2 separate regions of the Mus musculus genome follow, and region 2 is linked to region 1. The links are chromatin loops, found by intact Hi-C in ENCODE. Cell type or tissue: gastrocnemius. All regions are shown on one strand. Each heading gives the region's core, and the rest is flanking DNA. Links, peaks and the distances in the headings are about the cores only. Region 1 holds the start of Hoxc10 (homeobox C10). Region 2 has its middle 16 kb from the start of Smug1.

Evidence for each region. A loop is a pair of places that touch in the nucleus more often than their neighbours do. Peaks named below come from ENCODE experiments on the same cell type or tissue, not always from the same donor. Only the 100,000 strongest peaks of a DNase experiment are listed, where the experiment ranks them.
Region 2: it touches region 1 in a loop (8-fold over the local background); 4 of 42 quality-filtered maps call a loop at or near these places.

What each region holds. Positions count from the first base shown.
Region 1 is chr15:102,961,080-102,972,978 of GRCm38, reverse strand. It overlaps Hoxc10 (homeobox C10), which reads right to left and starts at 6,183. Exons shown (of 2, transcript NM_010462.5): 1 at 5,371-6,183; 2 at 1,081-2,181. The coding sequence starts at 6,121. The coding sequence ends at 1,904. RefSeq lists an enhancer at 11,887-11,899. In gastrocnemius, for the core only: CTCF peaks have their summits at 2,036, 5,771 and 6,402; a DNase peak (open chromatin) is centred at 6,380; H3K4me3 peaks cover 7,713 bases; H3K27ac peaks cover 8,000 bases.
Region 2 is chr15:103,173,249-103,185,147 of GRCm38, reverse strand. No RefSeq gene overlaps it. Among named protein-coding and RNA genes, the nearest start is that of Smug1, 16 kb to the right of the region's middle. In gastrocnemius, for the core only: a CTCF peak has its summit at 6,770 (motif pointing right); DNase peaks (open chromatin) are centred at 2,796, 6,775, 7,287 and 7,911; H3K4me3 peaks cover 1,285 bases; H3K27ac peaks cover 587 bases.

The DNA.
Region 1 (11,899 bases), core at 1,664-9,663:
GACTCAGTGTCTAAGGATTCTCAACAAACATGGGTGTCTAGACCACAGCGCCTGTGCTCAGGAGCCACTTACAGTCGGGCCACTTGTCTGGCAAATCCCTACAGCTTGGGAACACGAAGACCAAGAACATGGACAAGGCTCACACCCACACCAGCAAAACGCAAGAAAACCCAAGCTTCAAGCTCCAACCCTTCTACCTTACAACCAGACAGAGACACCTAAGCTGATGGGTGGATCTCTAGACGCCCCTAAGTGCCATCAAAGATAAAGAAGCCAAAACCACCAATTTACCCCCTTTAACCACCGAACCCCACGGCGGTAGTGGACCAGGGAGGGGAGGAGAGGGAGCTCATAGCCGCTGCCCTCCACTGCTGGCGGCCACAAGGAAAATCCGGGTCTCTCAGAAAACACAGACGCCCAAAACACCTTCCTCCGTGCTCTACGCGCTGCTCTCCGGGCACCTGGGAACGCTGCTAGTCCTCAGTCGACCGCCAAGAGAAGAACAAGAAACCGATTCTCTTACCTTGTCGCTGCCTCCTCCTTCTCTTGCTGCCGCTGGCGCTTCTGTAAGCTGCTGTCGAGGGCGGGGGCTTAACTCCTCGTGCCCCTCCGGCAGTTAAGTTTATTCCTCTGTTTAGATGGGTGGGGGTTCCTGAGGTACCCCCCCAGCAGTGGTGGGGTGCATCCAGCCCCAGTACCGAAGGCAATCAGATCCGTCTGCTCCTCAAGATTGCAGTTTGCTCTCTGCCTCTTTCCCTCCTCCAGTCACCTTTAAATGCATCTTTTACTGCAGTACCACATTATATTTGCAGATCATAAAATCCACCTCTCGCGCGCACCAAGACCGTCCTGACATTACTGTTTTATGACCTTGACTTATTGTGGTCACCTGGATAATATTTAAATCAACGTTATGGTCTCTCACTTACATTAAACCCGCCAAGAGACATTCTGGAAAGGCTGTAGGAGATGAGTCAAACACAAAACACACACATATCCACACACTCAGTGTTTTGGGGGAGGGGGTGCCGCTAAAAAAAAAAGCGCCACTAAAAACAAAACAAAAAAAAAACCCATCCATTTGAGGATTAAGATTCCGGAAATTTATTAGGATTTTTTTTCTCCATTAAGGAAGCTACATGCAAAAGATACAACATACAGAATATCTTTAAATAACACAACTCCCAGACAGGAGCAGGACAACTTGGAGGGGGGGTTGTTTTTACTTTGCTATGCTCTATTTTTAATTTTTTTTTTGTTCTTCTGGATGGAATTTCTGAGATGAGAGAGATATAGTGTGTTGGGAAGGGTGGGAGAAAAGCAGAAAGCAGTACAAATACTTCAAGCATATTCTCAGAGCCATTGGGAGGGAAAGACAGAGAGAGGGAGGGTTTAGTCTAGACACTGGGTACTATGACAAACACACAAATACTAGCTGAACTTTCAAGACTACCTATTATTCTAAGGGGGGAAATGCAGCAAGGAAGGAGCAATGCTAACTGTGCTCTACAAGGTTACAGACCCTCTCTGTTTGATTATCCCCCTTTCTTTCCCCTCTAATCGGGTGCATTTGACCTCAACTTTGCATGGAGAACAGAATGCTGTATGTGAGTGCATGGGTGACTGAAGAGTTGACACACACACCGGCCACACTACCACCCCATCTATGAGGGCACACACAACACCCCAAAACCCATCACCCCATTTCATGCTTTAGGTGGAAGCATCCTCGAAGCACGAACCATAGGTCCCTTGGAAGAAGAGTCTGAGGTCTTTGCCTTTTTTTTTTTTTTTGCAGGCGAGTTGCATTTATACTCAGGGAGGGAAAAAAATATATCACCAGGCACAAAGGGAGGAGGGGCGGGGAAAGGGGAGAAGGGGAGGGGGAGGAGATGACGCTGGCTCAGGTGAAATTAAAATTGGAGGTCAGTTCCCGGATCCGATTCTCTCGGTTCATTTTCTTGAGTTTCATTCTGCGATTTTGAAACCAGATTTTGACTTGTCTGTCTGTAAGGTTAATGGTCTTGCTAATCTCCAGGCGGCGCTCTCGCGTCAAATACATATTGAACAGAAATTCTTTCTCCAATTCCAGCGTCTGGTGTTTAGTATAGGGGCACCTCTTCTTCCTTCCGCTCTTTGCTGTCAGCCAATTTCCTGTGGTGTTTTCTGCCTTTATCTCCTCTGTTAAAAATAACATTATTTACATAAGTATCCCTGGAAGACCCAAGACCTTGGTGCAGCTTTTGGAGCCTGCTTGGGCAGAGGGTAGCTGAAAAAGCAGAAGGGGAATGCTCTAGCCTCACAGGCTTGGGGGTTGGTTCTTTTGGGATTTTGAAATTTCTTAGGGGGTCTATACTTACAGGGAAGAAACAGAAGAGGCTTTTATGTTCAAAATGTTTGCTAAATTTAAATTAGTCAAGACCACCACCTTATTCTAACAGCCTTAAGCCTCCCCAGGCTTTCTCTCAACTCTGTTCTGCTCCAGCTCTGGAAAAATGCAGCCAGCCAGAAAAAAAAGCATCTTCAATGCAGAGGCTGCCCTACAGCTCAGAGTCATTTTCCAGAGAGCTTAAAATTCCTTTCATCTCTGTTGAGAGATTCTGTCCCAGTCTCTGGAATTCTTGCACTAGACCCCAACTCTTATTCTCACCTGAATTTCCACAGGATTGCTGTCTTGTTAGAGCTCCCCTTTGCTGTCTCCTTTCCTGGCCACATACTTCAGGTATAACTGAATCAAGGAAACCTGTCTGAGCAGCAGGGGTTGGGGCTACAGCTCTGAGGAATGCTAAGGGCTGCTCAGACAACTTCCTCTGACCAGAGAACTTAAGGTTAAGGAAGGCAGACAACCCAAGAGTCTATGTGTAGGTAGAGTTCAGATACACACACACCTATACATCTATATACACAGGAGGGATGTGGATAAATACCTACATATATGAGAAGATACCATAATATATGTGTTTCTATTGTTTTATTGTTAGTTTCTCTTTCCAATATGTATTCTTGTTGAAATGGATCAGCCTTGCTCTTCAGGTAAAAGTATAGAACATGGCCACCCTTTAAAGAGGGAAAAAGAGAATCCAAAGACTAGAGAGAGGGTACCTAGCAAATAACTTTGCTGACAGCCCTGTGTGCACCCTGCTTTCTCTCTTTCTTATGCCAAGTGGGTCTTCTGAGTCCTGGATTTTGTCTGGATTGGTGGTGAGGAGAGCTCTACAGAGGCAACCAGGAAACAGTGGGGGCAGGGAGAAAACAGCAAACTTGAGGCTATAGTTTAGAAAATATCAATGTCTTTAATTATTCTCGTATCTCTACACCTGCAGCTTCTTGAAAACTGTTCACAAGCTCTCCACATCTAACTCTACCCTGTTTATTTTTTATTGGGGTTGTTGGGTTTTAAGAGGAGGAAAGGAATTACAAGTGGACCTTAGCCAAAAAAGCTCATTGCCTCTGGCCTGGTGAAAACACCAAAAAAAAAAAAAAAAAGGGGGGGGGGTGGTGGTGGAGGAAAAGGGGAACACAAAGCATAATCTCTAGGTGTTAGTTTGGGGTAGGAAGGCTTAAATTATTGAAGGGATAACCAGGAAAGAAGGGGGAGTCTATGAAAGTGGGTATAGTTTGTGTTTAGAAGGTAGGCTTGTTAACCTTGACTTTGCTTTTTGGTATGGCTAGGACAAAGTTTTTTCTACCCTCCACCCCAGTCCAGCTTAGGGTTTATGGTGAGGGAATAAAATTAAACCTTTGCATGACATATGAGCCATTAGGATATGTGTTAGTTACATTGGTGCCTTACTCCTTACTCATCTCCACAAGCACAGCCACGGCCATCTTCTGGTCAAAGTCTCTAGGGACTGGCTACCAAGGCTATTTTTGCAGAGTAGACCCAAGAGGGCAAGGCTCTGCCCTCTGCGCGCCAAAAGAGTGCATATGCTTGTGTGAGTGTGTGTAGAGGAACACAATATGTGTGTGTGGTGTGTGTGTGTGACACAGGTTGCCATTAGGCATGAGTGTGCAGTTGCATCCATATATAAACCTTATACAAAGCACCACACACAAGCTTCAGGCCACCCCAGTCTGATTCGCTCTCAATAGTTCACCTACTTCTATACCAATGACCCGGCCTCCATCAGCATCACCAGGAGCCAGTTTCTTGGGGAGCGGGTTTATTTCTACCCACTAGGCCTTTTTTGGTGCATTTTGTTCCAACTTTTCAGGGAAAGTCGTTCCCTTTTGCAACACAATCCTGCTCCTGTTTCAAACTCCGGTTCCCTGCCCCCAGTACAGCAAAGGGTCCTGAAAACCCTCAGTTACAGAAGAAATGAATCTTGAACCCTGAGCTTGAACTCTGGCTGAGCATTGAACCAAAAATCACAAAGAAATCCAACCAATGCCTCACTCCTTCTCAGGAGTAAACCGCTTGCCACGCACACAGAAAATTTCAAACCACTCATTTATAAACTGCTTTTGAAAACCACTGGGGGCAAAAACATAACCAGAAAAAAATATAGAAAAGGAAAAAAAAGAGGCCAGAGGTGGTGGGAGAAGAAGAAAGAAGGAGAAGAAGAAGAAGAAGAAGAAGAAGAAGAAGAAGAAGAAGAAGAAGAAGAAGAAGAAGAAGAAGAAGAAGAAGAAGAAGAAGAAGAAGAAGAAGAAGAAATGAGAAGGAAAAGGAGCAGAAAAGCAGGGAAAAAATTTTCCAACGCCCTAATTCAAAGCCATCCTTAAGCCAAGCATCTGGCGGAGGGAGGGATGTGGCGGGCAGCCCTTCACCTCCACCTCTTCCGGCCTCAGCCTCGCTGCCCAAGGCTCCTGCCGAGACAGAAATTGCAGGGGCACAAACTGCACGCACAAATCCGACCCACAAACAACAAATTGTGTTTCTAGTAAACATTTTTCCAACTAGGAATATGCACTGAAGAGACATTATTCATCTCTAAGCCTTCTCTGGTCCCTGGCCTAAGGATCGCCATTTTAAGCTTTTTGTGAGCTTTGACCTGAGCTGGGGACATTAGCCCCCCAGGACATCCTCACTGAAAAAGCAAACCAAAGCCATCACGCGCCTAGGAATGGCCACCGATCCGGTGCAGCACAGGGTGCCCGTAGGCTTCCTGTAGTGCGCCCCTCCTCCGCCTATGCAACCAAGGGCCGGGCTGGCCTGGCACTTCCATGTCTCGGTTTACCTTCCACTGCTAAATGACACGCTACCAGCCTGGAGCTCAGCAAACAGGAGCCTCAAGCCCGGGTCAATTCAGAACCTTTGAGTTCCTTAGGCCTCTGCTCAATTCTCCCTTATCTTCCTGCCCCAAATCCTGACCACGAAGACTCGCACCCCCAACGTTCCAGCCCGCCCCGCGGCCCAGACGGCCTTACCTTTAGCTTCGTTATCCGAGGTGTCTGGACTGGAGTCTGCGGTCTTGGCCCGTTCCTTCTCGCTCTCCGAGGGGCTGGCTTTTGGGCCCGCCAGGCTTTGCTCTGTCTTGATCTCATTGGGACTGGGGGTCTGGCTGTCGGACTTGGGGGTCTCAGGAAAACTCACTTTGCCCCCAAGCTGAGGCGATTCCAGATGTTCGGTGCGCGGGTTGAGACTGGCCCGCTGCTCAAAGGGGGCTTCGAACTCGTTGGCCCCAGCACAGTGGGGCGTTTTGTCCAGCGCGGAGTAGCTCGGGCTGGCTCGGTAGTAGCTGGGTACAGGTACCTCGTGCTCCCCAAGGCAAGACTCCGGCAGGGGGTGGGAGTAGAGAGCTGCCTCAGGGCCACTTTTCGCCCGCTTCTCTGCACTGTACATGCAGCAGACATTCTCCTCCTTGACACTAGGTGGGTAGGAACAGGAGGACAGAGGCCTGCCAACAGGTTGTTCCAGGCGGTAGGCGGCTTTGGGGTCGCCCCAGGAGTCCAGCTGCGAGAGGTAGGACGGGTAGGTGTTGAGGGCTAGGTTTGGGCTGCCTCCCTCGTCCCTCTTGGAGAGAGAGGGCGCGAGCCCGCAGCCCCTCATCACCCCGCAGTTGAAGTCACTCCCAGATTGCATATACATTCCTGCGTTACGGTTATAGCGCTCTCCTCCTCCCGGCGCAGCCAAGGGCTCCGCGTACGAGTTCGGAGTTACATTGCGAGGGCATGTCATTTTCAGAGAGAGGGGTTTTTAAGGAGCAATACTACAGCGGAGGAGCTGACATCTTTTTTCCCCCATCCGGGAAGGGGGGGGGAGCGGTTGGAGGGGCGGGAGGAAAAAGAAGGGGAGGGGGGAAATATCAGCTCCATAATTATCCGCGCATTCGGTCCTCACCATGTGACGGCTAGACCAATGGGATTTGAAAATGGCCTTGATGATTCAGACGGTCGTGACGTCAGCGGGGTCAAGTTGTCGGCAGGCGGAGCGCTCAGCGTGGAGTAACAGCGCCACCTAGCAGCTGCCTCGGGGTAGGGGCACCGGAGCCCTTCCTGGCGAACAAAGGAAGCGCCCCCCGGGCTGCAAGGGCGGTGGGGTAGTGGTGGGGTAGGTGGAGGGACATGGGACTGTTCTGTGAAGAGTGGGACTTGTTTACTAGAGAATCAGCCTGTAGCTCCTGAGGAGAGGGGGGTGGAGAGGGGGGAAATGCGGGACAGAGTAAGGCAACCGGGGCTCAAAACAGTCAAATTCAAAGTAAAAGGTCAAGACAAGATTCAGGTACTCTTTTCCCTCTCTTCACCTTACACTTTCTTCACCCCTGTTCTCCTGTTTCTTCTCTTGGGTTGGTAGCCGGGTAGTGTTTTGGGGGAGATGGGAAGAATCTCCAGTGGGCTTAGGGTAGAAGAGAAAGTTCAAGAATCAAAAGCAAGCTGAAGTTTCTGTTCTCCTGCCTCCTGGTCCGGCTTGGCCCTTGGGTCTGAGCTCTCCCTACCGTAGGTCTTGGAGGTTAGTTGAGTTGCAAGTTCCTTTTTCGGTACTAACTGGGAGTCTCCAGTGTCTGGAGTGGGCCCGGGCCCGGGTCACAACCACTCAAGGGATTCTGGGCAAAGGAGGATCTTAGTGGGCCTAAGGATCAGTGCAGGAGGGAGTTGGAGATTAAAGGTATCTTTCTCCAACCCTGGAGTTGCGGTCTGGGCCTTACTGGATAAGCCTCTCTCTCGGCTTTGCCCTTAGAGCCTTAGAGAGGGTTCCATAGGCTGCTTTGCTCCATGGCCCGGCGGCCCTCTTTTCCTGTTTGACCTTGTCCCTACTTTTTAAAAAAAGGAATATTTCCGGAGAGAAAGCTCGAACCTCCAGGCCTTGCTTGGGTTGGAGGCATGTGTATCCACATGGGAAAGGCTCAGAAGAAACAATTAAACTCCATCCGAGAAGGGTCCTTTTTAAGCGATTGGGCTGGGAGTATTTTTTTAAAGAAGAGGAGCGGTCTATTTTTTTGCGTGCTTGCTAAAGGGGAATCGTACGGGAGGCCGGGAGGTTAGGAGGGATGTGTGTTTGAAATAGTTCTCCATCACTTTTCTTCCAAAGCGAACTAAACTCTCCACCCCTTCCTCAGGAAACGGAATCCGGAGAATAACTTGTCTTTCCGGTAGCTCCGCATTTTTCCCTGGGCAGAGGCTGTGGGCTTTCCATTTTCCCCCGAAAGACCAGAGCCTGGCTGGGAAAGGACTCCAGGGCCGAGCTCCCTGGAGTGGATGAGTGAAGAAGCTGAACCGATTCCTGGAGGCCCTAGCCAGCTAGGATGGAAGATAACTAAGGAAAGAATTGCCCTGATTTCCCCCAACCAGGGGCGGAGAAGAAGACCCAGGGGTGCCTTAATTCCGGGGGTGGGGAATCTGTGGAGTGTGTGGCCAGCAGGGGAGATTTGAAATAGTTTTGTGTTTTCATTTGCAGAGGTCGCCCTGGCTTCAGCCTGGGTGTTATTCAGGGCAAGGTTAGGCTGTTTAGGCCCCAGACCAGACTTGGGACAGTCCGCAGCAGCAGTCAGTCTAGGGAGCCATTTGTCCCCCTGCCCATCCCGCGGGAAACAGCCGAGACTTTATGACCACTCTGTTTGTATTATCTGCATAAGTCTTTCCCCACGAGTTTGATCGAAACCGTTCCCTTTTACGAGGACCCAAAGAAAATTTCCCGTCATATTTATCAGCTGAGGATAAAAATTTAGTATGGGAACTGATATTTCCTCATTTATGGGACAATGAAATTAAAGACCAAAGCAATTGAGAATTATATGGCTTTGGGGGGCTCCCTCCCCCTCTTTCACATCTCTTTTTATTTTCCTCCATGGTGTGCCTGTCCCTGGAGTCTGTCTTCCCAAAATCCTGCCCATGTCCTCGGTTTGGATCCTGGTCATGAGGGTCCTTTCTATAACAGCCAGGTGCTGTATTACCTCGGTACTTTCCAGCTTTAATCTCAACGATAGAAGTCTTAGAAGCCGGGGAAAGAACATTGTCTCCATCTAGGCTGTGCTGTTAAGGCCAAGTAGAAATCATTGCGGGAAGAGATTTACAGGGGGCAGTGGGATTTGAACCCAGACAGAAAGAAGGTGTTGAGAGTCAGAAAATTCTAGAAAAGTCCTCAAACAACATGCTACAAGACAGAAACTGGCTAGCTATCAAGAGAGAAGCAAAGTTACTCAGATTCTGGGCCTGTCTCCTCTACAAACCAGACCCCTATTCCAAGCCCACCTTCAACCTCAGCTATGGGAGGCAATGGAGTTGCTTCAGGATTCTTAACATTATTAGTGGAAATAATACCCTCAGGAGAAATGCTTCCTGCTTCAACTCCCACTTCCTCACAAGAACGAATAGTGTTTAAAGTTGAAATAATTAGAAGTATGATAAACACGGCCCATTAATGAAACAAGAAATCAAATTCATCAACCTAAGTGGGACCCCCGTTGGGACAAATGTTTGCCTCTAATTACTCAAGATAAACGAAAACCCAGAGCTGTTAAGCAACAGCCCGCTAGCTTGCTCGGACGCGACCGAATAACTTGTTGGCTTTTCCAGGACTTTGGGATCTGTATTAATGGAGGTAAACGAAAGAAGAAGTGAAAGTGAGGGCCGGGACAGAGAGCGCTTGTGTGGGTCCAGGAAAGTCCTGTCTCTAGCCCTGCCCCCTTGGGCTCGCCTTTCCCGAGGCCACGAGCAAAGGCAGCTTCCGTCCTATTGTCCCTGCCTGGCGTTCAAAGGCATGCGTGCCGCCTCAGTCACCGGGTCTGCCGCCACAGCCAGGCGCCCGCTGGCCTTACCCAAAGGGTACCCTTGTCAACTGGATTGGGGCCCAGTTGAAAGTCTGTGTCGTGAAAGTCACCCCGGGGTTTTTGTTTTGTTTTATTTTTTGTTTGTTTGTTTTTGTTTCTTAGGAATCTCCTCAACTTCCCCCAATGCAAACAGCCTTGCACTTAAGCCCCACTCCAGAGTCCTCCTTCTTACCTCAACTCGAGGAAGTGAAAATTCCGGGGACTGCAGGCCAAAGTGGGGCTCAGGCTGTGCCCATCTCTCAATAAATCCCACCCCCTCCCTAAGAGAAAGCCCAGGGCTTTTTCACTCTTCCCGCCCTGCGTCCAGACACTGAAGGGCAGTCCGGCTGAGCTAGGCCTTCTGATATTTTTGGGTCTGTGAGCAAGGGAGCAGAAGAGGGCTCAGGGGTTCCTGGCTGACTCCAGAAAGGCCCTACAGTTCTTCGGGGACAGATGCCATGAGGATCCCAGTGAATTGATAGGAATAAAGGTTAGGATCTTTTCGGCTGAAGCCCTCAAATCGCCCAGAAGCACCCTGTTTTCTTCTCTGAAAATTGTCGGAGTTTCCCTGAGAGGTTAAAGATGACCTGGGAACATCTGAAGATGAAGAGAGAGAGAGGAAGAGTGTCTCTCCTTGTGGAATAAAAATAATTAAATGCAATTTTAAAATATGCACGCTGAAACCTCTTCAAGCAAAAAATGGAAAGCAAAATTACATCACTGACTCTTGGGATTTTTCTCCTTGTTCTGGATGCCGAGATTACTCGTTCTTTTCTCAAATCTTGAAGGAACAATTCTCTTTTCTTCTAGAGCACCAAGCCCTGTCCCACTTGAATTGAGAGCAGGGAAACTCCAAGCAAAATGTGGAATTCTCAGAGGTCCAGGGAAGAAAGGTTCAAGCAGGTAAAGAGGTGAGAGGCTGAGGACGGATAAAGGGGCTTCTGTTCTACTTCGGATTCTGCTGCCACTCTGGCAGGCAGGGCTGCCAGCGGACTCGCTCTCACATCTAGACATCGTACACACTTGCACCCAGAGGCTGTGGAGTATACCGGTCTATCCACATGTCCGTCTTGCATTTAATTGCAAGTATACAGCCTCAAATATTAACTTCTACCCAAAGCGCTTCCTGGATCCTTGAATTCCAAAGTTCGCTATCCTAGTCAGTCTGACTGCTTCCCGGCTCTTCGGAAACCGACCAGTTATTTAACTTTACTTATGGAATTGAAACCAGACCACACACACCCCAGAGAGACGCATTGGGAGGAGGAGCCCAAGGGGAGGGTGACTTGGGGGAAGACCCTGGTCCCCACTTTAATGGTTTGTTTCTGAGTTACTCCAATAGGTCAGATTTCCAGTCAGTGTCGACTGTGGTTGGGCTTCTTTACTCCTGAGGGTAAAAAACCGGATTCTCCTTCACTAGCTAAATTTCCCTTTTGAAGGTCTGTTTTGGTTTTGTTGTTGTTGTCTTTATTTTTCTTTTCTTTCTTCCTTTCCTTTCCTTTTCATTTTCCAGCTTTCTCTTCTTTTTCTATTTTTCTCCTTCTTTTTTCTTTGTAATTTTCCCCTCAAGATTTTAATTTATTGTTCCCTCATTTTCATTTTCTTTTATTATAAACTTTATCCTTTGTTTTCTTCTTCTTCTTCTTTTCCTTCCTCTCCCCCAAGGCTTTCTTATTTTTCTCTATTGTGCTGTGTTATGTGAGAAGGAAAATGACAAGTTGGATCCTTCTTATTCTAGTTGCTCGGGCTTGGAGTTGACCTTCTGCCTTCAGGCTCGGCTCAGCTCCTCACAAGGCGAAGTGTAGAACAGTCAGCCAGCAAAGGTGGGCAGGCCTCAGAGTCGCCATTAGAGGGATGGGAATGCCGACTCAGAAGCACACCTCCCCCTACCCCACCCCCAGTCAGTGCCAAAGGCTCCTTGATCCTTGAAATGCCTGGCTCCATGTCTTCATTTCATCACACTAAAGAAACTTGGTCCACCAGACCCACAATTAGAGAGAACTTCCCTTATCTTTGTTCTGCCGGAACTGGAAAACTGCATAGACTAAAGTTTAGCTCATTTATGCTCTCAGCACTGGCGATAGGAAAGTGAGAGAGTGAGGCTCTGTCAGAGAGGGTAGAGGGCAGGTCCAAAGGGTCATATGTAAGTTGGCATTTCAAGGCCATGTCCCTACACAAGTACTTTTGTTCTCTATAAAAGACTCAGGAGGACTGTAGCCCTGCCTGCCGCCATCTCCTTTGATTCTGCAACAACTGTAACCTCTAGGCAAGAATTTCCTGGCATTTGGATTTTTTCCCCCTTAAACCCCACAGGGATCAGGGATAGGACTGTGTGTGTGCAAAAGTCTCCACCCCAAAATTAAAAGTTTGAGCCAGAATTATAGAACTTCACTACTTCAAGAAATGGATGGAAGGGGGGAGGGAGGGAGGGAGGGAGAGAGAGACAGATAGACAGACAGACAGATAGAGACAGAGACAGACACACACACACACACACACACACACACACACACAGAGAGAGAGAGAGAGAGAGAGAGAGAGAGAGAGAGAGAGAGAGAGAGAGAGAGAGAGAGAAACAGGGAGAGAAACAGAGAGAGACATGCAGAGAAATAGAGCCTCCCGCAACAGAACATGATGTGATGGGGGAAGTCTTGTCATACTGCAGACATTTTACAAATTTTGTGGATCTAGAAAGAGTACAACTTGCATGG
Region 2 (11,899 bases), core at 1,979-9,978, 210 kb before region 1:
TTTTTCTTTTATCTCCGGGTGTGTGTGTTCTGTGAGAGAACCCAGGGCCTTTCATACTGTAGGCAGGTGCTTTACCATTGAACTACATCCCCAGCCTTTAAAGATCAGCTTTATTATTAATAATGATACTTATTACTGTGACCGGATCCTGATATGAAGCTCTGGCTGACCTGGAATTTACTATGTAGCCCAGACTGACCTGAAACTCAAGATAATCTTCCTGCCTCAGCATCCAGAGTGCTAGGATTACAGGTGTCAGCTAACATCTGATATACGTGTGTATGTGTGACACACACACACACACATACATTTTTTACTTTGTTTTTTTTGTTTGTTTGTTTGGTTTTTGTGTATGTGTGTGTTTTCAAGACAGGGTTTCTCTGTGTAGCCCTGGCTGTCCTGGAACTCACTCTGTAGACCAGGATGTCCTTAAACTCAGAAATCCACCTGCCTCTGCCTCCCAAGTGCTGGGATTAAAGGCATGTGTCACCGCTGCCCGGCCAATTTTTTTTTTTAATTAATTTTTTTAGGGTCTTCCTACATTGCCCGGGGTTATCTTGAATTTGTGATCCTTTTGTTTCAACTCCTGAACATTTGGGATTACAGGCCTATACCACCAACTCTGTCTGGGAGACAAGAGGGCAGGAAGGCAGTCAGGGTAGGAAGGCAACAGCTCATGAGCGGAGTGAGGGCAGTCCAGAGGCTGCAGTCCTCTGACAGAAGGCCAGTGGGCACAAGCCTGGCCCAGATGTAAGAGATCAAGCTACATGGAGCTGCTGGCAGAAGTCGAAGGATGTTCTTAACCAGAGCATACATCATAATCTTTGCCTGAAATTCGGGGAGTTTCCAGAGTTTTGGGGCACCCCAATCACATACACTGCATTTCAGCAGGATACCAGACTTCACCAGTCCTTCAGGAAGGTTGGACTAGGAAGGAGTCTAAGTGGTCCTGGAAGACTAGGAGGTGGTGGTGTCTAATCCCGGTTGTGGACCTCGGTCTGCGGCTGGAGGATGCAAAGAGATGCCCAGAAGGTGGCGCGAGCCGGCGACAGCGGTCAAGCACAGAGGTGGCCCGCTCCATGGGTCTCACTCGCCCTGCGTGCAGCCCACCCACTGCCAAATGAAGGCATGCAGCCAAAGGCAGCCGAGCACAGCTGGATATGCAAATGTGTGCAAATGACATGGCGCCTTGGTTGGGGAGCGAGCGCGGCGCTGTCACAATTCCTGCTTCAAAAGACTTAGGGTGGGCTGTGCATGGTCCCAGTCCCGCTTGCTGGGTGACCATTTCCTGGGCTCCCACACACTCATCCTGCATAAGGCACAGGCAAAGAGCAGGCCCCCTGGCATGGAGAAATTTCCCTACCCACCTGTCAGCTGAGCGTAGTTCCTTAATGAACAGGCATGTGAGGCTCGCTGTGACGATACCACACTCACCCCAGCCTCAGAATCCTCTCTTCCCAGGACCAAACCATTTGCCCTCCTCCATTCCTTCATTAATATCCGTCTCCCTGCTTCCCTATCTGAAGTCCTTCCAGAAGTCTAACCACAATCACACTTGCTGCTGTTAGTACGTTACTTTTCCTTGTGGTTTGGCGAAACCATTCTACAAGTCCAGGTTGCTGTGTTTTTGAGTGTGTGTGAACAGGCTGAAGGATTCCAAGGCACTGCTGAGGAATAAGTCCCTACCCTAGGCTAGAACCCCGGAATCCGGTCCGGCGCCTGGGCGCTCTCCCTCTTCTGCGCCACCTACAACGGCCACACGGGGTCTTCCTTGAGCTAAGAATGGGAACTCGTGCGCCCCACGCTGGTGCGGGCGGGATGCGGGACTCTTAAGACTCGGCTCAGGCTTCCCACCGAGCACCTCTCCGCAAGCAGCTTACGACCTCCATCCCCCATCCCCACACCCCAAATCACGCTTAGTAGGAGGGCGGGGAGGGAGCCACATACTAAGCGCCCTCCCAGGGAAACTGAGGCTCTCCACCAGTCCAGCTCTTGGGGATTGGGTATGGCACAGCTAGCGAGGCGGAGAGATAGGAAATTAGAATGGGGGTGGAGGGAGACCATCAGAAGCAGCGTTGGATGGCCTGGATGACAAAAGGCGAACGGAATGCAAGATAGAGTGGCGGGGACAGTTTTTTGTATAGGGGAACGGAATTGTAAGCAAGAGTGGGAAGAAAATTAAGGCACTCACTTTCTCCAGTGAGGCTGTAACTTGGCAGATTTGGCTGTAGATGCAGTAAGAGGGATGGTGGTTAGACACCAAGAAGGACTTCCCCAAAGTAGTCAAACCTGGATGCTCAGGGAGAAGGACTGAAAATGAGGACTGTAACCTGAAACCCCCTCATAACTAGAAACTGGTAGGGAGAGGAGGTGTGAAAAATGCTGCGGCGAGGGGGGGGGGGGCGGGGCGGGGCGGGGTGGGTGGGAGGGGGAGGCAATGGAAGGAAGCTCAGGTGGAATGAGTCGCCCTTCACCCCCGGAAGCGGCGGCGGGTCGGACCAGGTGCTCACATCGTGGCCGCCCACTGGGACGCCCGGGTGGCCCCGCGCCCCACCCCCGCTCCAGGCTGGCCCGGTGGGTTCCGGGGCGAGACTGTCTGCAGGACCTGCCTCGCCTCGCTCTTTCCAGTGCCCAAGTCGCCCTGGGTGGTCGCAATTTGGAAGCACACAGTAGGGAGTTTAAGTCCCCCAAGACCCGTCCCCGCGGTTGACACCGGGTGTGTGTGTGTGGGGGGGAGGTAAGGTGGGGGGGAGAGGCTCAGGTGTCCGGCAGGGGGCGCCCGCGAGAGCGAGGCCCTGCTCCGGCACGTCTCGCGCGCTCCCTCTGCTGGCAGCGGCGCTGCCTCCACTGCAGGCCGCCGGTGGACCCCATAGACGCTATCCGACCCTAAGGCAGGCCTGGCTCCTCTCCATCCTTCAGAGGTGTGGGAAGATTTAAGAACAACGATCCCACGCAGTTCTGCAGCGACTCAAGACCAGCAGAGTGGGAATCCCCAGACCTCAGAGGGATCTTTCATGTCCACTGTGGAGGCCCGGAGTCCAGCCTGTTCCCAGGGTCTCCTAGCCAAGCTCCAAAGTACCAGTGCTCTTCCCCATTTGCCAGAACTGTCTTCTGAACACACAAATCAGTATGGGCCTCTCCCTATCTCCAAAGTACTCACAGGAAAGGACGCTCCTCCGGCCACCTTGGCTTTGCCCATGTCCACACTTGTCCTGCTCCTCAACAGCCTTGGCAATGGCTTGCAATCTTCACTAGCAGGTTCCTGCTCAATCCTTAACGTACACTTCAAATGTCCAAACTGAGTTTTTCCTTCCCATAGAGAGTCCAGCTTGCCTATAACAGAGTCTGGCCTTTATTTGATACTCCTGCCTCCAACTCCTTAGCGCTGGAATTATGGGCACACACCACCACCCTAGGCTACGTGAACTTTAGAAGCATCTCTCTTGTGGAGGCTTTTATCCTAGGCGTGATCTAATTATTATCCTGTTTTCCATGCTTCCATCTAGAACAAGATGGAGTTCTTAAGCACACTTAGTGTTGCTGGGAGCCCACCTAATCTCTCCCACTGAAGCACACAAGGACTCACGTGTGCCCCTAGGCCTAGACTGACCTCTACCTGCCTATAAGACAATGGGACAAACCACTCCTGGAGTAGACTCTGGACTCTCAAGAGATCAGCTGTCCCCCTGTTTCTTTGGTTTTACTGGGAACCCAAATCTAAGGGAGGGAGCTGCAGAGCCTAGATACAGATGGAGGGCACTTACTCCCTGGAGAGTACTGAGGACTCCCCGGTACTTCTTGGGTCTAACCTACTCCTCACTCACCTAAGCTGGGGCTTGGGGGCAAAATCATAAATTTGGGAGACAAGAGGAGAGATAAAGATCGTTTGTTGAGAATGGTGTCATCAATCAAGTTGCTGGAGAGAATGCAAACAAAAAAAAATTCCCTAAACCTGGGTGCTCAGATGCAACATTCCAGCCTTTCTTAAAAGTCCCCAGCCTCGAGTCAGCCCCTCCATGGGTTTGAGGTTGCTATGGGTTCATCTCTAAGTTCTGTCTGTATCCTCAGAAACCCCAGTCCTTTCCTCTCCCACTTGGGAAGGGTCTTGGGATGGAGAGAGACATCTCCACCCACTCTGTTAAAGATTATATTTTTGAAAGAGCCTGGAGGGAGATTCCCTAACTCCTAGTTTCTGAGTTTCAGGTTGAGGACAGCCAGATAAATAATGGCTTGCCAAATTAATTAATTATTTTATTAGCCTGAGTAATTATTAATCAGGCCATTAATCACCCAGCTGTGTCCTATGAATAGCAATTAGTTGGGGGTGGGGGCAATGGAGAATCAGGTCATGGTTGTAAGGTCTGCCAGCCTGTATACCTTCTCCAGTCTTAGGAAATTTGGGGAGATTCATGGTGTCCCATCTCTCTCTCCCCTTCACCCTCACACCTAGGCATTGATGTGGACACTAGAACAGGGTCTGCCTGAATCCCTTTGCCCTCTCTCTTGGTTGTCTGAGGTCATGTGGGGGTAGGACCATATACACAGGTGAAAGGAAGTGAAACTGGGTATAGAGATGGGCTGGGGAGACAGCAACATATGCCAGATGTCTCTACAGCTGCAGTCCCTACTGGTCATTGAAATATGAAATGAGTGATTGTATTAGCTCCAAGTTTGGCCCTTAATTCAATGTGTTGAGGGGATGGAGAGATGGCTCAGTGATTAGGAACATTTGCTATTGTCTATAGGCTTCAGGTTCAATTCCCAGCACAAAGAGACTCACAAGGGTCTGTAGCTCCATTTCTGTAACTCTAGTGTCAGGGAGTCCAATGCCCTCTTCTGGCTTCTGAGAGCACCAGGTGCACATGTGCTACCCAGACATACATACAGGCAAACACTCATACATATAAAGTAATAATAAAATAATTTTAAAAATTCAGCGTGTTGGAAACGTGGAAATGGAGGAGGTAGAAAACAAAGGAGAATAGGTCACATGGGATGGACTGAAGTCGGGGTAGGGGTGGGGTGGAGGATGTACTGGAGACAGACTGGCTTTTTGCCTTGGAGTTGGGAACCTGCCCCTCCAGAATAGATGCCTGGGGACTTCCTGCTAGACCCCTCTGCTCCCAGGACCTCTGTCCGGACATTAGCAATGGACCCAGCTCTTGATCATCAATTCCTTGGTACTTCCTGGCACTCTGTCCCTGCTCCATGGGGTTGGGGGTGTGTGTTGTGATGGAGAGCTGGTGAGGTGGAGTCCTGGATACTGTCACTGTGCTATCTCACTCCTGTCCTGCACTTTTGGTCCTTCCTTTCCCTGGACTAGGTGCCTCAGAGCACCCTTCCTCTGCTGTGTTGTCCTGAGAGTCCCTCAGCTGGAGCCACTCTCCCTTTCTGTTTATAGAGGTTCCTGCTTTGTATTTACAGTAGACCTATTTGGTTTACAGCCTACCCAGGGCAGCTGCACTTGGGGGTCTCAGGCTCTGTTCCCTGCACCGTGTTTATTTGTGAGGAAGGGAGGCTGTCCAGACAGGCTGGTGGGGGGGCCAGAGGGGAGATGGTGGTGGGTGATGGGTTAAAGAGGGAGCAGCTAGAACACAAGAAGCACACCCGGAAGCAGAACACTCTTAACCCACTTGCTCTTAAGTCATCTGGAAAAGAAGCTTCCCACCCCAGGCTCACCTGTTTGGGGCTCAAGCTAAGAACGGAGAAACAGTTTTCCTTCAACCTCAGACAAGAAGGGCCTGTCCACCCATCCCTGCTCAATGTATGTTCTAGCAGAGCCCTGGGGGTAGGGCTGGGGGTCAGAGGTGGGCAGCTTCTGGCTGGACAGAGCTTGCCATGACATAAACAGGGTCTGGATCCTGGCCCTTTGTTTGGAATTCTTGGCAGCTGGAGTGGTGGTGTGGGAGGAGATGGTCGGGCAGTTGGTGGGAAATGGAGTGGAGAGGACAGGGCAGACCTCGGGAAGGGTGGGGATGGTGCTGAGGGGCACAGCTCCATGCTGCAGAAGGATATTTGGACCTTGGCTTTCAAGAAAGGTCTACAACCCAAAGTCCCTTGAGCTTACTTGACACCCTCTCTGCTGGAATCACCCAGTGCCTTGTCTGAGCTGGCACATGGAAAGCAGGAATAAAGAGGGGCTGTCAGGTTCAGGGCCTGGGGCTACAGCCCAGTGTCCCACATGTGAAGAAGTGCTTCCTGCCTGTGCGTCCTTGCCCTGGCTTGCAGAGTGGCCTGGTTGTCTGCTCTGGCACTCATGCCTGGCTTGGAGTTACTGTCTTCAGCAGACACTGAGTGGTACCTAAGAGACTCAGGGTGGTCATTGTTGCAAGGAGTCCTGCCCTTGCTAGTAGGCACATTTGATATTTCCTCCCATCCCTAACCTACTGTGGATGTGAGAGTGGGGTGTGGGTGGGTTTAGGGCTTGCTTCACATCTCTGGCAGCCCTGTCCCCAGGTCTCCAATGGTGTTACAGTCCTTCCTGTAGCTCTGTTGTCCCTCTCCCGGTTGTTTGTCAGGCTGTGGGCATATCAGGAAAAGCCCATGTCGGTTTTTTCTATTGCTCCCTCTGCTGAGCTAACAAACTACTTCGTGACTCTGCAACACTTCTACAAGGGCTCCGCCCTACGTGTCCAAGATTTTCAAACCTCGTTAGCCTGAATGTCTATGACTCCTTTGCAGATTCTAGAGGACCTTGGGAACATGGAGAGGAGCCCCCTTCTAGCCCTGGTTCCCGGACATTCCGTGGCTGAGAGTGAAGTTCTTCACACTGCCAGCAGAGGGCAACACGCACGCGAGGGCGGGCGAAGGATTCAGAGGGGCGCTGGAGGTCCACCTCAGGGAACTAACTAGCTTTGGGGCAGAGTTTGTAGGCCTGCTGGACATGGAGGGAATCTCCTGTTCTCTGCTTTATTTACAGGCTCTATAAAGCTAATCATATCAACTATAATTTGAAGCAGGAAGTTTGTACCTGACATGTCACATTCCCAAAAGAACCGTGAGGAGCTATGATTTCCATTCTCTAAAGAACGAACTAAAACTGAGGAAGGTTAAATCACGAGCCCAAGGTCACACAGCGGGAGCAAACAGGGGCACATAGGTGGTGCTAGGTGGCCCTGCCTGGGGGGTCTTGCCCCTCCAGCTCAGTGTGCAGCCTGCAGGCCCCAAGCCCAGCCCCTTCCTTCCGGCGCCCAGCAGGGTTCAAAGGAGGGCTGGGCGGGGAGCAATCCCCCCCAACCCCCAGCCTCCTGTCCAGGCCAGATGCCTTTGGGGCCTGGAGACAACGGCTGGAGAATGGGGCAGCCATAAACAGCGTCCTGGCTGCGGGAAGCTGTAAAACTAGCGGACTGAGGCTGGAATGCACAGGGATCCGGGAAGGATTTTCCGCAGGGTCTGGCTGATAGCATCTTTGGGGCCCTGGGGTCAAAGGGGAACCCGCCTCCCTTTCCTCCCCCAGCCCGTGGTCCTGCAGCCCAGTACTGTCTGTAGATGTTCATCACGTGTCTGTCTCCCAGCCTCTTTGCTTGTTCCCAGGCATAAGGTCCCTGTTTGAGCTTGCTGGCTGTGTGGCTTTGCTTTGGTCCCCTTCCTTGTGAAATGAGAACTACTGCAACCACATTTATCAGATCTTAAAGCACGCAGGACATGGCCTCGCTCAATTGTTTATTCATTTCTAAATACCACTGCGTTCGAAATTCCTTTTCTGTAGAGGGATCAGGGCCAGTGGAGAATCCGTCTCATTCTTATCACAGCCTTTCCTGGGATCCCGGAGGGCGGGGCGGGGGAGGGGAGCAATTGGATGGGACGAGCCTAAGGACCAGGTGAAGCTGGACAGCCTACCTGCCAACAGGCCGGGCTCTCAAACCTAGCTCCTGCAGGAGAGGCTGCCACGCCACACTTGACCAGCAGGGGGAAGCAGATGCCCGGCCTGTAGCACCCAGAAGTGGTGTGCCAGCTCGGCTCCGCATTGGGTGGTTAGAGCTGAGGAAAGCAAAGGGAGACCAAGGCGTGCGAACCGCAAGGTCAATGCCCTTACCTCTGAACCTCTGTGTACGAGAGTGAGGTAGTTTCCAGGTGAAATGCACAGAGGTCACGTGTCTTAGAATGCACCCAAACGCCAAGTCATCATTTTATTATGGTCAGAGGGGACTCAGATTGTCTGATGGTCCAGTGCCTTAATCTTGAGATGAGATAGCTGAAGCTGGGGGAGGTCAAACGGCTAATCCAGGCTTGCAGCAGTTTGTGTATACATCCCTGCTGCCGTTACTAGTGAGGTCGGTGCATCTGTCGGTATGAAGCAGCCTGAGAATCTACCCCAGGGTGCCTGCTGAAGGTCCTGCTGTCCTCTCACTGGTAACTCTCCTGCCTCTGCCTTGACCTCTCTCTTATGGTTCAGGTGAACCGACTACATGAAGGCTAAGCACTTTCTTCCCTTGACTCCAGTGTTGGGAGCAGGGCAGGACCTCTGGTAATAAAAATGTAAACCTTGCTAGGTGTCGTGTTTCACACCTTTAATCTCAGCAGCAAGGGGACAGAGATAGGTGGATTCTTGTGAGTTCAGGGCCAGCCTGGTCTACATAGTGAGTTCCAGGATTACATAGTGAGACACACTGTTTTGGAAAAGAAAGAAAGACAAATCTCTCTCTCTCTCTCTCTCTCTCTCATTCTCTCTTCATCATCATCATCATCATCCAGATTGGACAAAATCCACCATGTATCTGAAGATGACCTTGAATTTCTGGTCCTCTGCTTCCATGTCTCTTGCTTCCACATCCCAAGTGGACCCACGTGTACCATTATGCCTCACGTGTACCATTATGCCTGTGATAGAATTTAGGGTAGAACCCAGGAATTCGTACGTGTACTATTCAAGCACTGTGCTGAGCTCTGTCTTCAAGCTAAGAGCCACTATTATTCCTTTCATTATTATAGCTGACACTTGTACCAAGATGATTGCCACACATATCACACCATTTAATTATTCGATCCCTCAAGAGCCCCACAGGGAGGGCATTTTGACCACTTGCCCTCCACACACAAGACATCGAGGCTCAGGAGGGTCAAGGGTCTGCCCTGAAATCACACAGCCAGCCAGCAACCCTAGCTGCCCTAGCTGAGTACCAAGTTCCAACCACACAATGGTGCCAGCCACTTGACAACCTACCCAGGTAGACTCTAGAATGCTCATCAAATGTCAATCACTTCTCATTCGCTATTGCCCTGAATCTCTAGCCAATTCCTGTGAATACGTTGCAGCGGAGGGAATGGAAGCTTCAATCAATAAGCAGAAGGGATAGGGGCAGGAACAGGGATAGGGCCAAGCCTCTCAGCCCGGCTGTCTGGCTCCAACTTGCTCCAAAGTCTGCCTTTACCAAAGTCACAAGCACAGTGATGTAGATTCAGAAACAAAACCTGGATTCCTAGAGGACCCAGGTTCGATTCTCAGCACCATGTGGCTACTCACAATCATCAGTAATTCCAGTTACAGGGGATCTGATGCCTTTTTCTGGTCCCCATAAGGTATGCAGATAGTGTGCAGAGTTACAGGCAGGCAACCCACAGTCAGTCAGTCAGTCAGTCAGACAGACAGACAGACAGACAGACTTGCATGTTAGTGTGCAGAGTTACAGGCAGGCAACCCACAGTCAGTCAGTCAGTCAGACAGACAGACAGACTTGCGCGCACACACGCGCGCGCGCGCGCGCGCACACACACACACACACACACACACACACACACACAGACACACACACACTGGATTCCTGGCCTTTTCGATGCTCTTGGTGGTCCCTGGTGTTCTAGAAAGGCAGGCTCCTAGGCGAGGCTAGACAGAGAGGTCATTGGAAGCAGGTTGTCCTCCTTCCATCTTCTTCCGTCTTGGTTTCTCCTTTTGCTTCTTCCACACTTTCTGCTGTGCACGTGTTCTCTGTCCTCTTAGCCTGAGCATCTCCTCTCATCTCTCGGCTTTCCAGATGAGCTCTAGGCCACTTGCTTTTAGCCTGTCTGGACCAGCTTGTAAGTGTGCCTTTGAATGACACTGGCTGCCCTGCAGCAATGCTCAGGCCTCCTGAGCATACTGACCAGAATGATGCCAGCATCAGCTTCCTGCAAGAGAGCTTCAGGGCTGCCAGGCTGAGCAGGCAGCTCCTAGAGAGGATCGGTCACATCCAGGCTGGGAAGGGGATGAGTTCCCTAGCCCACCTCTGCATGCAGCAGCTAGGCACTGTTGCCTGCTCCTGCCTCAGTGGAGCTGGCCAGCCCAAACTGAGAGAGAACTGGGACCCAGGCCTGTTCCAGATCCTGGGGACATTCCACTCCACAGTATCTGGGAGCTCTTCCTGTGGCAGATGCTGGGCTGGGCTCAGACTGGAGGAGCCTCTGGTTCTGTGGACTGAAAGGGGACCTGGACAGGGGCTTCCACAAACAGAACTGGGGGCAGGACCAGGGTCTCTGGAGTCAGGACAGTTCATGTTCCCTCCCTGGCAGGTGGAGTCCAGCTTGGTGGGGGCCTGGCCTTGTTTCCCTTCCTGCATCAGCACAGGCCATGTGAGTATCCTTGGGATGACTTATAATTGGGTGTGTGGGAGGGCGTTAAGATCCCAATTCCTGAGTTCTGAGGGGTAGTTCAGGAATGCAGAGGCCTCTGACTGCCCTTAAGGCTGAGGTAGCAAAGCCCCCTCCTCATCCCCAGCATGGGTAGACTTGTCAGTCAGTTCATATAGGGAACCAGTGTGGGTGTTCTCAGGCTAGGTCACCTCAGGACATTTAGGGGCCATCCCTAACCATTTCCACCGGAGATCCTGTCCCATCTACGGACTTCTCTCTTCTCTGCCGTGTGATCATCTCTTCTCTTCCTTTTCTGTCACACTGTCATGCTCAGCTTTCAATTAGCTAATGGTCCCCCGTCCCCCCGAAAATGTCATCATGAGCCCTTTTCTGGGAAATCCTCCCTGTGGTCTCTCTCAAGTCTCTCTTCCAAAGCAGCCCCTATCCCAATTCATCCGGCAGAGGGGTGTCCTGTGACTGTCCCAGCTCAGTCTGATATTGCCCTGTCTCTTTCACTCTCTTGTGCTTACTTCTCTTTCCTCTTCAGAGTTCCAACATAGTTTCTCTGGCTTAAAATGGGGTAAAAGGCTAAAATAATCCTCACAGTGAAACCCTCTAGGTTAGATATCTGGACTGACTTCCAAATAGTCCAGGAGAGTAGTCCTAAAGAGTATGGCTCCAGGGGAGAAATGGTCTCTGGGGTAAAGCCCTCACCAGGTTCCTTCTTGGCCCACATTTTCCCACCCTGTCAGGATCCTTGGCCTTTATCACAAGTGCTAGAAATGATGCAAAGCTTGAGGTCTCCTCAGGGCCTCACCAGTGTTACAGGCTCCCTGCCCTTGCCCTTTATCCTGGTCTAGGACTTGTAAGTGCTGTTCTTCATCTACTCAGCCATCTCTTTAGGACCAATGGAGTCTCTGGAGAGCTACATGTGTGGGGAGCCCTGATTGTGGGGCTAGCCTGTGCATTCGGTAGTGCGGGAGACAGAACATGTCTGAGTGGCTCTTACTTCAGCCTCTGGCCTCTGTTTCACCTAGCCTTAGCTGTGTCCAAGACGAAGCATTACAGAGCCCAAGCATGCGATGACACGAGGGATACTAGCTCTTGATGGTTCACTGATCTCCTGCTGTCTGCTTGTGGCCTCAGGCCAGCCTGACTGATCACCAGCACACCCACAGGGTGCTAAGCCAAAGCTTGCAGATTACCCTGCCTTGAAGGCACAGTAGAAGGCCTTGAGTCTTCACAGTCTGTCTATGATTCTTTCTAAGGGTTACTGGGATCCCTCTCCCAAAGATCTCAGCAGGGGAGAGATTCAGAGGAATAGAACCCATTGTATGCCTGAGCCTCACCCTTA